Linked DNA regions of Homo sapiens: region 2 is linked to region 1. A link is a loop called in an ENCODE intact Hi-C map of the cell type or tissue named here. Cell type or tissue: PC-3. All regions are shown on one strand.

Region 1 (8,000 bases):
TAGCCTGTTGCTTCTAGGCTCCAAACCTCTACAGCATGTTACTGTACCAAATACCGTAAGCAACTGTAACACAATGGTATTTGTGTATCTGAACATATCTAAACATAGAAAAGATACAGTAAAAATATGATATTAAGATCTTAAGGGACCACCACCATGTTTATAGTCTATAGTTGACTGAAACATCATTAAGTGGTGCGTAACTGTATATCCAAAAGAAATGAAATCAATATGTCAGAGAGATATCTGCACCTCCATGTTCATTGCAGCTTTATTCACAATCACCAAGATATGGAATCAACTTAAATATCTGTCAACAGATGAACAGATATATGAAATGTAGTACATGCACAATGAAATACTTCAGAGTCATAAAAAAAACAAGAAATCCTGTCATTTGTGACAACATGGATGAAACTGGATGACATTATGCTATGTGAAATAAGCCAGGTACAGAAAGATACTGCATTGTCTCACTTATATGTGGAATCTGAAAAAGCTAAAGTCATAGAAGCAAAGAATATAATGGTGATTGATCATTATAGAAATGCAAATCAAAACCACAATGATATACCATCTCACACCAGTCAGAACAGCTATTACTAAAAAGTCAGAAAATAACAGATGCTGCTGAGGTTGCAGAGAAAAGGGAACACTTATACACTGTGGGTGGGAGTGTAAATTAGTTCAACCATTGTGGAAAGCAATATGAAGGTTCCTCAAAGAGCTAAAAGCAGAAATATTCAACCCAGCAATCCCATTAGTTTGTATATACCAGGTGAATATAAATCACTCTACCATAAAGATACATGCACGTGAATGTTCATTGCAGCACCGTTCACAATAACAAAGATGTGGAATCAACCTAAATGACCAAAAATGACAGATCGGATAAAGAAAATGTGGTACATATACACCATGGAATACAGCATAAAAAGGAATGAGATTGTGTATTTTGTGGGAACATGAATGGAGCTGGAGGCTATTACCCTTAGCAAAGTGATACAGGAACAGAAAACCAAATACCACATGTTCTCACTTATAAGTGGGAGCTAAATGATAAGAATTTATGAATACAAAGAAGGAAACAACAGACACTGGGTTCTACTTGAGGGGGGAAGGTGGGAGGAGGGAGAGGAGCGGAAAAGTAACTATTGGGTACTGGGCTTAGTACCCAGGTGATGAAATAATATGTACAACAAACCCCCATGACACATATTTACCTACGTAACAAACCTTCACATGTACCCCCAAATCTAAAATAAAAATTTTTAAAAAAAGACAGAATGGTGACTGCCAGTAGTGCAGGGAAGCATGGTGCAGAGGGCAGAATGAAGAGATGTTGGTCAAAGTGTACAAACTTTCATTTATAAGATGAAGTTCTGGGAATCTAATGTACAACACTGTGACTACAGTCAATATGACTGTATTGTATACTTGCAATTTGCTGAGAGTAGATCTTAAGTGTTATCACCACCAAAAAAATGGTAACTGTGAGGTGATGAATGTAGTAATTAGTTTGAACATGGTAATCATTTTATTATATAAATGTATATCAAATCATCGTATTGTATATCTTAAATACACATTATTTTATTTGTCAGTTATACCTTAAGAAAGCCAGTGGGAAAAAATAAGAAAAATAAACGAATAGAATGTTTCTGGTTGCACTAAAGCATCAGGCATTACTCAGAACAAATATTTGTATCTTTTAATGACATTTGCAAAAGATAAATGTAATTATAAAATCCTAAAATGGGAAAGTTCCTAGTAAGACCATACAGTTCAGCCACTGTTCTGCCTCCAAGAAAAGCTAAGGAAAATTATTTTGAACATGCAGCCTTATATCATTAAAACAACAAAATCATGTGCCTATTCAGTGAGTTCTTAAGGGGCAGAAAAGTTAAAATCTAATCCCTCAATCAACCGGTGCAGAGTCTCTCAATCCTGGCTTCACAAATGCCCAGGGCTATGCCTCACCCCTCAGATATTCAGATCTCAGTGGTTGCAGTGGGATCCTGGGAAGTGATATTTTTTTAGCCTCTCCAAATATTGTAATATGCAGCCTGGGTTATGAATCTCTGATCGCTCCCTAATATTTTTAACATCTTTATTGAGATATAATTCACATATCATAAAATTTATTCATTTAAATTACACTTCAGTGGTTTCCTGTATGTTCATGGACTTGTAAAATCACCACAATCTCACTTTACAACATTTCCATCACCCCAAAATAAAACTTGTACCCATTAGTAGTCAAACACTATTCCCCACCCTATCCTTCCCTCAGCCTTAGGCAACCACCATTCTACTTTTTCTCTCTACTAATGTGACTACTGTAGGTACCTCATATAAGTGGAATCACACAATACTTGTGTCTGGCTTATTTCACTTTGCATAATGTTTTCAAGGTCCATCAATGTTATAGCACGTATTATAACTTCATTTTTTTAATGCCTGAATGGTATACCATTATACGGATATAACAATCTTTGTTTATCCATTCATCAAGTGATGGACATTTGGCTTGTTTCTACTTTTTGGCTATTATGAATAAATTTCCCAAATATTTAAAAGCACTTTCAAAAGCTCTGCTTTTTTAAGTAATATAAAGCATGCATGTAACAGCTTGAAAGCATTTTTTGGGAAGGGAACATCAGTACTCACCCTTCTCTGTGGCGGCTTCCTTTAATCTCACTACTCTTCCAGTGTGGAGTGCAGAACTGAACACAATTCTTTTAACACTGTCTTGGTGGAATTTCAATGTCTAATTGCTTTGCTCAGCCTTACATTCTTGACACCCATGTCAACAATCCCACTGTATTTCTTTTTTTAAACGAGGATATGGCCTCACCTAGTCAGCTTATTATTTATTGTGACTTGGAGCAGTCTTTTCCCACACACCTTAGTGCAGAACATCTTAACACTTTTGGGACTTTCAAGTCACTCATTTCAGCAGCAACAGCAGCAACACCATACCTCCAACAACTCTCTCTTCCTCTCTCCATTCAAAACTGTATGAAACAAGCTCTCACGTTAGTCAGTTCATCTCCTTTTGAAATCAGACCAATGCTGTTTCCTTGGGCAAATTGCATATGAAGGCTCTATCGTAAAAATTAAAGTAACTATCATGTACAGGCACTTACTTTCAAGTACTGGGCTAAATACTTAACACAGATAATTTCATTGTATACTCATAACCAGCCTGCAAGATAGGTACCATTGTTTCTATTTTACAGATGAGAAAACTGAAATTTGGAGCAACATACCCAGTACATGCAGTGGATGAGTAACAGTGATATGGTTTGGCTGTGTCCCCACCCAAATCTCAACTTGAATTGTATCTCCCAGAATTCCCACGTGTTGTGGGAGGGACCCAGAGGGAGGTAATTGAATCATGGAGGCTGATCTTTCCCATGATAGTGAATAAATCTCACAAGATCTGATGGGTTTATCATGGGTTTCCGCTTTTGCTTCTTCCTCATTTTCCCTTGCCACCACCATGTAAGAAGTGCTTTTTGTCTCCCACTATGATTCTGAGGCCTCCCCAGCCATGTGGAACTGTAAGTCCAATTAAACCTCTTTTTGTTCCCAGTTTTGGGTATGTCTTTATCAGCAGCATGAAAACAGACTAATAAGAATAACACCAGATTTCCACCCAGATCAATCTGGCTCTCTGCCTCTCTATTATATATCCTCTTCTGCTTATATAATCATGGAATTACTCAACAGATAATTGTGTCATAGTTATGCCAGCAACTATGCCAGACCTATCGGATACAGAAATAGGCAAAGCAAAAACGATTCCTGCCTTCATGGGGTTTACCGTCTAGTAGAGGATAGAGACACCAATTGTATTGTCCCACAGTCATATAATTACACACTGTGAAAAGTACCATGAAGGCAAGTTGCACTGAACTGAGTGAGTGTGTCACCTGGTCTAGTAGGGTACCAGGGGAGGGAGGGAGTGCTCCAGCTCCCCAAGAAAGTAACACTTGAAGTCTGAAAATCTTCATCCTGGTCCACAAAGAAATTCTGGAAGTGGGATCAGTGGGAGAGGAGAATTTTCTGAGGAAGAGGCTTACCTGGCTGAGATGTGCCTCAGCAATAATGCTGGCAGGTGGGCACCTGGTTCACCACCCTTTCCCCACAGACTTTCTTTGTCCTCAGTTGCCTGTCTCCAGGATGTCTCTTGCATTTGTCCTTATTTCACTTCATGCCACGTGCCTGGTTGTTCCTTCAGCTTACCAGAGCAAATCAGCACCATCTTCTCAATGATCCACAACCACAGAAAACATTCCCACTGAAACCAACATCCATTCAGAAAGGAGAAGGTGGCCCAAATGATTAAGAAACATGTTACACTCTATTTGGCTGGTTTAATTCCAAAAGGTTAAGAGAATATTATTTCCAGGAGCCAGAAGTGGAGAGAAAAAAAAACAAGTCTGCTTTTATGCAGACATCCAAATTGCTGCAATATTAAAGCTGCTCTGGATTGAAGGCCGTGAACTGTGCTGCTTCTGCTCCAAGAGCCTTGGTTTTGCTGCCATCTGCTGCTCCACGCCAGGCAGTGCACTGCGATTCACCAAGGCCTTGCTACACAGCCAAGGCAAGAGGGAAAAATGAAGAGCAGGTTCCAACTCCTGGGCTGAGAGGGCTGCTCCCTCCGGGAAATGGTTGGGCAGCTGGGCCTGGGGTCTGCTGTTTTTGAGAAGCCAGACTCCCTCTTTTAGAGCTAGGGAAGATGCACTGATCGAATGACAGCAGAGAACTTCTGAATGTGGTGTTTTCACTCATCCTGCTGACCTGCTTAAACGCCCTCCTCTGAAATGAATACATCCACTCTACCCTTGGGATCAAATCGACACCTCTCTTGACCTGACCCTGACTTGAGTCGTCTCCAACCTGACTCTTTTTTGTTTTTTCTTTTTTTGTTTGTTTGTTTGTTTTTTGAGACGGAGTCTCACTCTGTAGTCCAGGCTGGAGTGCAGTGGCGCAATCTCGGCTCACTGCAAGCTCCGCCTCCCGGGTTCACGCCATTCTCCTGCCTCGGCCTCCCGAGTAGCTGGGACTAGAGGCGTCCTTCACCACGCCCAGCTAATTTTTTGTATTTTTTAGTAGAGACGGGGTTTCACCTTGTCAGCCAGGATAGTCTCGATTTCCTAACCTCGTGATCCGCCCGCCTCGGCCTCCCAAAGTGCTGGGATTACAGGCGTGAGCCACCGCGCCCGGCCTCCAACCTGACTCTTATACTCTGCTCCAACCACACTGTGAACCATACCGTTGCCCCCACCCACTTCCCTCTTGCCCTCCAGCGTTTGCCCAGAACGTTCCTAAGGCTTAAGTGACCTATGATACCTGCCCATCCTCTTTCCTCTCACTCTTACCCAACACAGATCTCGGCTTAAAGGTTATGTTGCCTGGAAAGTCTCCAGCCCTTCCTCGCCTTCCCATGTCCTCTCCCAAATGCTCCCCTCTCACTCGGTGTCTCTTCCTGACTTAAGATCTACCACACTCACAATGGAGAAAGGGGAGACACTTAGATCAATGGAACAAAATAGAAAACCCAGAAAGAGACCCACATAAACATGACCAATTGATTTTTTAAAAAAAGCAAAAGCAGTTTAATGAAGAGAGTCTTTTCAACAAATAATGCTGGAACAGTTGGATATCCATATGTACAAAAAAAAGTGCTTCAATCCACATCTTGTACCATATACAAAAATTAACTCAAAATGGATAACAGACCTAAATATAAACCTAAAATTGTAAAATTTCTCGAAGAAAAATCTTTGTAACTTTGAGTTAGACACAGTTCTTAGATATAACAACAAAATTGCAATCAATAAAATTTAAAAATTACTTGCTTACGCCTATAATCCCAGCACTTTGGGAGGCCAAGGTGGGCAGATCACTTGAGGCCAGGAGTCTGAGACCAGTGTGGCCAACATGGCGAAACCCTGTCTCTACTAAAAATACCAAAATTAGCTGGGCGTGGTGGCACATGCCTGTAATCCCAGCTACTCGGGAGGCTGAGGCAGGAGAATTGCTTGAACCCAGGAGGCAGAGGTTGCAGTGAGCCGAGATCATGTCACTGCACTCCAGCCTGGGCAACAGAGCGAGATTCCATCTCAAAAAAAAAAGAAAGAAAGAAAAGAAAAATTTAAAAATTGGTAAGTTGGGTTTATTAAATTTTTAAGTTTTTGCTCTGAGAAAGACATAGCTAGAAAGGACAAACTGGGAGAAAATAATTGTAAATTTCACATCTGACAAAGGATTTGTATTGAGAATATATAAAGAATTCTCATGAAGAAGGAGGATGGTTTGAACCCAGGAGTTCAAGCTGCAGTGAGCTATGATGGTGCCACTACACTCCAGCCTGGGAGACAGAGTGAGACCCTGTCTGGGAAAATAAAAAAAAAGAATAATTCTCAAAACTCAACCACATCAAGCAAATCTAGTTTTTTTTAATGGGGAAAGATTTCAACAGGTACATTACCCGGAAGATATATAGATGGCAAATAAGCCTGTGAAATACATTCAATATAACTAGTCATTAGTGAAAAACAAATTGAAACCACAATGATACTATTACATCACTAATAGAATGGCTAAATTAAAAAAGAAGAATATCAAGTGCTGACAAGGATACAGAGCAACTGGAATTCTCATACATTGCTGGTAGGAATGCAAACTGGCATAACTACTATAAAAGAGTGGAAGTTGTTTCATCTTAGATTTATTTTATCTCTAAGTAGCTTCTTATGAAACTAAATATACACTTACCATACAACCCAGCAACCTCGCTCCTGGATAATTACCCAAATGAAATGAAAACCTGTGTTCACACAGAAAATAATATGTAAATGTTTATAGCAGCTACATCACCAAAAACTGGAAACAACCAGAATATCCCTCAAGCTGGGAATGGATAAACAAACTGTGGCACATCCATTCAATGGAAAACTACTCATCAATAAAAAGAAACAAATAATCAATACATGCAACAACATGGATGAATCGCAAATACACTATGCTATGTAAGAGGGCAGACCCAAAAGGCTATATACTCTGTATGGCTCCATTTATATGACATTCTGGAAAAGACAACTATAGAACTGGAGAACAGATTGGTGGTTTCCAGGCACTGGGGAAGAGGGCAGGCTTAACCACAAAGAGGTAGAGGAAATTTTTTTAGAGGAACAATGGAACTATTCTATATCATGATGTGTGATAGTTATATGACTCTATGCATTTACCAAAACTCACAGAACTATACACTTAAAAAAATGAATTTTATTGTATGTAAATTTTTAAATAGAAAAAAAATTAATCACACTCGGGGCAGCCACTGATATATACGATGCCTTGGCAGGATTTGCAAAGAGGCTCCCCCTCTGTGACAAAAGTCCCTGTAGTTCTCATGTCTGCCCTGGAAGAGGGGATGGAGACTGGGTTTTAGCCCCACTTGCCTCCATTATCTCCCCCTAGGCCAAACTTTGCACAAACTGCTCAGCCTTTTCCAGTCATCGTGGCCTAGATTATAATCAGCTATTTATTCATCTGTTTCCCTGCTATCATGAGTTTCTCAAGGAGCTTTTCTGATCCATCATCGTAGCCCCAGCAAGCTGCCAAGTGGCCGGCACAACAAGTATTTGTGGAATGGATGAATGAATGATCACTACTTCCCAGAACTCATCTCTGAACAGCCCACTCACAGCGACATCTCCTTCCTATGAAGTCCTAGAAGACATATCTGTGCCTCTTATTTGTCATAACTAACAATAGAGGCAGTAACTCTATATTGACATAAATGTGGATAGACAGGTTTCTTCCCAGCTAAATTGTAAGCTCTTTTATGGAAGAAAAAGGCACACAAACCTATGTCCCATACAGAGCCTTGAATAGTGCCATATGCATAGGAAGAGCTTAATAAATGTTAGTTGATATGCTGAAGAAACATAATTTTTTCTTAAAAGTATATGGAGAAGAGAAAT
Region 2 (8,000 bases), 63 kb before region 1:
TTTTCTATCCACTTTCTAAAGCCAATGGTGCCAACATTCCACCTCTTGACTTGCCTTCATAATAACCCTCCAACCCTGGCTAAACACCTTCTGCATACACAAAACTCCTCTAGGAAGAGTGGGTATATAAAGAAATATAAACTCAGGTCCTTGGTCCCAAGGACCCAAGGGATTCACAGTCAAGCTAGAAAGGTGATATGCCTTTAAAAAGTGACTCCCACCGCAAAGCAGCCTATTTTAAGTATCCAGTGAGCAGCTGTTTGTGACAAAGTTTGTCTTCCTGCAGAAATTTCAGTTCCAAGGAAATCTAAAGCATCACTAAGGTGAGGAGAAAGGAAGACTCCAATTTGCCAGCTCTGACATCTCCAGCACCTGCTGTTAATCACACACCTGCACTCAGGCGTGATTTGGCGGCTCCTGTGATTGGCCATTTCAATTGCTGTCTCTGTAGATCACCGTCCCAGCTGAATATCCAGAGACCACATTCATCAAAAGCATAATCTGGGCAGAACGTGACTGTTCTCCCAAAGCCAGAAGGATGGCATCAGAAAAAAAAAAGGGGGGGGGGGCAGTAATTTTAAAGAAAAGTTGGTTGTCTTTGAGGATAACGGATAACGGTTTTTATTTTTGCTATTAAAAGGACATCCTTGGTTCCTCTGGTATGGTTTCAAAACTACCAGAGTATTTATTTTTGACCACCCATAAGAACAAACATGATGCTAGCCAGGAATTCAGCAACTATCATCACAGTACACAGAGGATATTAGAATTCTCAGTACCTGAAAAATAAGCCGGCAAGTCGGTTAAGCGATATCAAAGGCAGCAAGGTGGGGTGGCAGAGCTCTGTGCTGAGAGCCTAGTGAGTAGGTACCTAGGGTGGTAGCTTCCTTCTGCCTGTCCACAAGCTCTCCCCAGCTGGGGCTTAAAGGGAAGGCAGGAGGCCCAGGCTGAACCAATTACAGGACCCCACCCCTCAGGTCCAATGACTGATCCAAGCCAGGCTTATCAGAGCCCTTCTCCAGCATTTTCCTCATGGAGCAGGAAGAGAAGAATCCCTCTTTTTTCTTTGGTTGTGAGGTATAAGGATGTAACCCAGAGCTTTCTGCAGCCATGTGGAGGAGTCAGAGCAAATGAAGCCAGCATCCAGAGAGGATCTGGAATAGGAAATAGTCAATTCCCAAATCCCAAGTTCCAGTCATAGACCTTTCCAGAGCCACCTCTCCCTGTAAGTCTTGTGTAAGTTACCCAGGGTCTTTCCAATAATTACTCTTATGCTAGTTACAATTGAGTCACTGTCACTAGCAACACAAGAATGACTGGCTAATAGAGAAATTAATACCCAGAAGTAGGGCAATGCAAATGGCAGACTCTTAGAATTAGGATAGGCTTAGTTGATATAAGGTAGAGGTGAATGCAAGATCCCTCCATTCCCAGCTGGGAAGGCAGAGTCCTCCTTAAAGGAAAACAAAGCAGGTGTTAACCATTACCTGTTATATCTTTGCAGACAGACCATGATAACATTTTGGTGGTTTGGTATAAAAATATTTTAAAAATAAGGACATGCTGGATAGTTCTTATGGCCTTCAGTAAGATCCTTCAAGATGAAAATAAGTCTCAATCCAAATTGGCATTTCTTAAAGCAGATAGGAGAAAATAAATAGATATGTGGTGTTGTTAAAACAGAGGCACTTTCTGCCTTTGGCTAGTGATCCAAAGCCGCTGAGGGTCAGACAGCCATGCTGCCTGCAAAACCATCAAAGATGAACCCTTTGCCCCACAGTAAAGTCACTGCACTGATAAGGAGAGGGGATAGTAAGGAATAACTCAGAAATGGGAAAGGCAGGTCACCCAGGCTTCTCCCAAACAATTCCTGCTGTGCACCTCTTCCTAAGGAAGAATAGTAAGTTTTTTCATCATAAGGCACAAATGATTGGGATGTAGACAGAAGCCTGATTGCAGATGAGCTCTGATTTATTTCAGCCTATTGCTTCAGTTGCCCTGAGGCAGGGGCCAAGGAAGAAGTTATTAGAGAGGCCATGGAAGGACAGGCAAAGTCCTATAGGTTTGTTTCTAAAAAACAAAACCTTCAAAGGCAAGGTCCAGAGTCAAATATTATGACTCAATAAGATTTCTGGTTGGCTATAAATCAATAGAGCCCATCATAATGAATTAAACATTGAAATCAAACTAGCTCTTTAAAAGAGATATTTTGCTGGAGAAATTCCTAAATTAGAAGCCTTTAAGCATTCAATCTCTAAGGTAAACCCCTGGGTCGCTGTAACTACAAAGATAGCAAAGGGGCTTCTCAAAGAATATTACCCTCCATAGGCAGCCCCTCTACCTATTGTGGCCATGGAGGGAAACAATCAAGGAAAAGAATGCCAAAAGGCTGAATGGCCATTGGGCAAATGGTCGGGCAGTTTGGGAGGTCAAGATGGGTGAATTGCTTGAGCTCAGGGGTTCAAGACCAGCCTGACCAACATGGAGAAACCCCGTCTCTACAAAAAATACAAAAATTACCCCGGCATGGTGGTGCGTGCCTGCAGTCCCAGCTACTTGGGAGGCTGAGATGAGAGGATGGCATGAGCACAGGAGGCAGAGGTTGCCGTGTGATGAGAACATGCCACTGCACCCCAACCTAGGCGATAGAGCCACATCTTGTCTCTAAAAAATAAAAAAAAAAAGAATGCCAAAGACCTAAAAGTAAAGAGAGTAAAAATGACAGAGAGTTAAAAAATGAATATGGCATACAGTCCTATTGAGTGGACTATGACATATTCCCTGGAGTGTAGCTATTCTGTTTTTCCTGTATTGTTGTATCTTGGATGGGTTAGAAACAGTTAAGTTAGCCCCAACACCCATAGATTTCAGAATCTCCAGCGGCTATATCTGACCTGACTGAGAGGCATTGTCTTAGTTCATTTGTGCTACAATAACAAAATACCACAGACTAGGTAATTTATAAACAATAGAAATTTGTTTCTCACAGTTCCGGAGACTGAGAAGTCCAAGGTCAAGGCAGCAGCTGGTTATCATCTGGTGAGAGTTTGGCCTCTGTTTCCAAGATGGTGTCTCATTGCTGCATCCTCGAAAGGGAAGAAATGCTGTGTCTTCACATGGTAGAAGACAGAGGGCAAGCTCCTCAGAACGCTGTGTGAAACCTCTTTTATGAGGATCTGAATCCAATTTATGAGGGGAGGAGCCCTCCTGATCTAATCACCTCTTAAAGGCCTCGCCTTTTAATACCATCACATTGACAACACCTGAACTTTGAAAGGTACACAGTCAAACCATAGCATGCATATCACCCAAGACCTTGCACCTGGTAATGGATGCAGTAGTTGGGTGATAGTTTGGGACAGCTGTCTTGAAGAAGGGGGATTATACTTGTCATTACACATGGATCTACTGCATTTTGTAGGCAGCCGTCAGAATTTTATATATGAAACTAAAAGTGTGTGTGGATTATGATGTCTGGGGCCTCACTTCAGACACAGAAATTGGTCCAAGGTAGGACCCAAGCCAGGTCCATCAGAGTTATTTTCTAGGTTCGTTCTGCTGGAGCTTCTGGGGAAGGTTTATCTTTCTCATTTGTTATAACCAGGAAGAATGTAACCTCAGAACTGTTGGAAAGCAGCATCCCCAGTGCCCCTTAAGGAGTCTTTGTGCAAAACAGAAAAATGTGCCTCTTCCTCAAAGTGTTTTTGTTAGAAAAAACACTTGAGTGCCATCTGCTGGAAATGTATCATAATAAACATACAAATCTTTGAGTGTGGTATGATTTGTGACACTTGGATGGAACACACTTGTACACTGCACACCATACATGGCAGCCCCACTGATAACCATGTCCCTACTACCTGGGGAAGTTTGACTCAATGATATCAACACCCCAAAATTGGCAGACATGAGAAGGTGTGAGAAATTCCCGTAGGCTTCAAGTTTTTTGGCTCCGGTTCCAAAAGTTGACCTGGCTTCTGTATGTCTTTCTTTCATTCTGTAAACAACTCCAAACTCTTTTCAATATACTCTTTTTGTATTAAGCTTGCAGCTCACTGAAATTTGATTTTTATTCCTTTTAATCAGAAGATTCCTGGCAAATATATACAATTTTACTCACTCTCTAGCCATATAACCTTACCTAAGTCACTTTACCTCTGGGAGCCCAAGATTCCTGAGCTATAAATTGAGCAACAACTGAGGCCAAGGGGGAAAGCATGTGAGGTAAACATACGTGAAAGGGCTTTGGAATTGTAATATGCTACAAGATGGGAGGGACTACAGGATGATGATGAAAATGAGGACGATGATGATAATTCAGATAGAGCAAGACAAAATGCAAAATCCATTCCAATTGTTTTGCAGCTCTTCTGTCTTTCTTCCAAGCATGGGCAGATTTTAATGTAGAAAGGAAGAAAAAAAGACAGAAAAGAAAATACAAATTTAGGTCAGAATCAATAGGCATAGGAGGATTGATTGTGCCCTCTGAACAAGAGGCTCAGGACTCTGTCCTACCCTCTTCCAACAGGAAGAATTGGATATGGATAATTGTGCAGAAAACATGTATGATCTGTAGCCATGAAAAGTAGTCCCTATCCAAAATCAATAAATTAAAAGATAAAACCGGAGACATCTTGTTTTCTTCTTCACAACCTGTTTAATCAGCTACCTATTAAACACAGTCCTTGGCATATCAACAAATAGAGGGAAAAAATTCCAGTTACTCTCAGAAACAAAAGAGTAAATACAATTAGCAGCTATTACTAACCCAGGTCAAAGACTTTTACCTATGCTCCATGTTAGTGGAGACAAAAGTCAGCAGTTAAACAATCAATCAGGTTGAAAATAGAGGGTTCAACATGGGGCACAATCTACTAACTGATCATCGCACATAAGCAGAGACCAGCATTCACTGTACTTTGAAACACCAGACTGCACTCTTTCATCAGAATGATCCAGTATATTTATTTCATCCTGACCTTTTCCTTATTTTTCCATACCTTAACTAATTCATCTGAGCTTGGCAGATTAATTAGTTAACCAGCAAATCTTTACTGAGGCACACCATTTGCAAAGCTCTGGGCTAATCAGTTCAGGGCCTATGAAAATGAGTACAGATATGGCTCCTGCCTTCATGAAATGTGAAATCTAGGTGGGGAAAGAAAACAGTCACATATGGAAGTTAAATCTTCTTAGTTCATTAATGAGTTTATTCACCCATTGATTCATTCATCAAATACTTATTCAATACTTAGGTACCAGAAGAAAAAACTAAGGCAAACATGGCCCCTGACTAACAGAGGCTACAGTCTACCCAGGAAGAGAAGTGTTAAACACTTTATTTTCATCTATAATTGATGCTATCAAGGACACCTACATGATGCTTTCAGTACATTAATATTTTTTCCTAAGAAAGTCACGTGTAAGTTAATGATCAAAGGATGTGTGGCAGTTAACCAGGTGAGGAGAAATAAAACATTTTAGGTAAATTAAAAAAAACACATATGAAGAAACTATAATGGGAGACAGCTTAGGACATTAGAACTAATTAAAAGGAGACCAGAGGGTCTAAAGCACTGTGAAAAGGAGGAGAACAGGTCAATATGCAAATGAGAACTAGACAGGGGCCAGGCCATGTTAAGAATCTTATACTAATAGCAATTAGAAGGCATTCAAGGATTTTAAGGAGTATCAGGATCACATTTGCATTCCATGAAGATTAGCCTGGCTGTGTGTGTTAGGAATGAATTGGAGGTTGGCAAAAGCAGAGTTAGGAGGCCAATCAGAAAAGGTGTTTCAGCCTGTGAACACAGCCTGTGAACATAGCAGATGACCAGGTCATACCAACAGCCACCACCTCACAGTCAGCACCACAGTCCTTTCCCAGCTCCTTCTGACGTTATCAACCCCTTAGATTAGAGGGAAAAGCTCTCCAGATACCCTAAAATCCAACTTAAACATACTTTCCCTATTCCCAAACAATTCTATAAAAGGCATTTGGGTTCCATGATTTAATGAATACTTCAATTTAACTTTTTGGTGACTTTGCTTTTCATTTTTGAGCAGTTTTATAATTAAGAGGGACCTACCACACTTCTAAAGATTCTCAGAAAAAGGCTATAAGATACTGAAAGAGTTTAAATATTAGTTCTGTGGTATAGGCAAGAGACGCTAAAACTGCTTCAAAGTATCCTAAAGGCTTTTATGCAGACAATGAACTGATATCAAGAGGTACAGTTTCATGTTATTCATCAGGTCAAATTTTTGTCCACACTTGAGAAGTCAAGGAAGCCCCAAGGCATTAGAAGAGACAGGAAGGGGTAGGATCCAGTATGAAGGTAGAGGAGGGAGCCTTAGAATGTATGAGCCACTGCTATCCCATACAGGGCCTATGTCCAAATTGGATAAAGACTCCTCTGTCTCTGGGTAGTAGCAGCGTACCAGAACACAGAGTTTGGTAAACTGAAGACAAGCTAGACTTCAGCTCCCACATCCCTTGACTGGGCCTCCTCAGCTAGTAAACAATCTGTACAATATGCAGCAGCCCTGGACTTAAAGAGAAGGCAACAAGGCAAGCTCTCTGAGATGAAGGCAAGGTGAGCAGTCTATGGCACAGTGGTTCAGATCAGGGACTCTGCAGCCACAATATGGTTTTGAATCCTGCTTTACTAGCTGTGTGCCCATGGACAAGTTACTTGATCACTCTGTCCCTTGGTTTTACCATCTAAAAAATGGGAGAAATAATAGTACCCACCTCAAAAGAATGTTATAAGAATTGAGTTAATATTTGGTACATAGTAATCATCATTTACTTAAGTGTTACTTAAATGAAATAAATAAAAAGGTATAGAGTGAGTGGGATGTTTTCTCTGTATTAGGCAAGGCCATTTTGCTATGTAGCAACCAAACATGTAAAAAGCAATTTCTACAGAAAACTGAAAAAGGTTACAGGGCCATCTTAGAAAGAATGATGCCTCTGGTATAAGAACTGATGCTACCTATGAACATCCCTTGTCTGAAAGACTTCAGAGTCATCTCCCACTTTCCAAGATGTTCCGCCTTTAAGCTACTGTTTGCTCAGGAGATTCTTCAGTTCCAGCTGCTACAAGGAAAGCTGAAATCAGTAGGCAGCAAAAATTGAGAGCAACATCACTGCTCCCCATTTCCCGAAGTCACCTGAATTCATGCTGAACACGGGAGAATGATTCTGGCCTCCCCAGATGGTGAATACTTTCATGCGCCTTTTAAAAATGCTCATCTCACTCAAATATGTTTCTCAGCAGGGAGTGTCTACCTGCTGCTTGAATGCTCTGAGGATTAAGGGAAATTGTATGCATACACTAATGGCTACGTTTACTCAACAGTTATGGGAGAAATGAATATTTTGACACAAAACAACACTTTCACCTTGCATTATCAGTTCAATCATTCCCATACAAAAGTGTATTTCCCACTAGAAAAGATGACTACATTACTCACTGATCTATCTTAACAACTAAGGAAGGTCAGGGCAATGACAAACATACATACCAATCACCTATTTAGGCTACCTTCATCTGCTTGCCAAAAAGCCCTACCTGTAGCACCAAGAGAGCTGTTTAAAAAAAAAAAAAAAAAAAGCCCTGGTTGCCAGTACAATCTGCAGTGACCTAAACCTTCTGTGAGACATTAGTGACATTCATAGCAGGGAACATCTGGTCTAGTAAATTATTAGATTACTGAGCCAGACTCAAGTCAATGCCACGGTTTGTGGCACTCCATTTCCACACTGGCATGGTCTTCTCTGTGAAAGGTGCCCTTATTTTTCATCTTCAAACTTAAGAAGTAGAATTAACTTCAGGAGTTAAGTATGATATTAACCATTTGAAGGATCTACATTCATTAAGGTTCAATACAGAAAACAGAAAGAGCTCTAAGTATTTTCAGCAGGAAAAGATTTACTGCAGGGAATTTTGGAGTTTACAAAATTAATGGAAGGGCTAAAGGAACATGTTCTAAGA

Evidence for each region. Peaks named below come from ENCODE experiments on the same cell type or tissue, not always from the same donor. Only the 100,000 strongest peaks of a DNase experiment are listed, where the experiment ranks them.
Region 2: it touches region 1 in a loop (8-fold over the local background); 2 of 110 quality-filtered maps call a loop at or near these places.

The regions. Positions count from the first base shown.
Region 1 is chr10:63,869,065-63,877,064 of GRCh38, reverse strand. All of the region lies in intron 1 of LOC101928859 (a long non-coding RNA gene), which reads left to right. It overlaps LOC124902439 (a long non-coding RNA gene), which reads right to left and starts at 4,476. Exons shown (of 6, transcript XR_007062161.1): 1 at 4,089-4,476. In PC-3, a CTCF peak has its summit at 4,556 (motif pointing left); a DNase peak (open chromatin) is centred at 4,554; H3K27me3 peaks cover 367 bases.
Region 2 is chr10:63,931,638-63,939,637 of GRCh38, reverse strand. The region is part of intron 1 of LOC124902439 (a long non-coding RNA gene); the gene reads right to left. Among named protein-coding and RNA genes, the nearest start is that of REEP3, 410 kb to the right of the region's middle. In PC-3, CTCF peaks have their summits at 3,523 and 3,727 (motif pointing left); no DNase peak of the experiment used is centred here; H3K27me3 peaks cover 3,617 bases.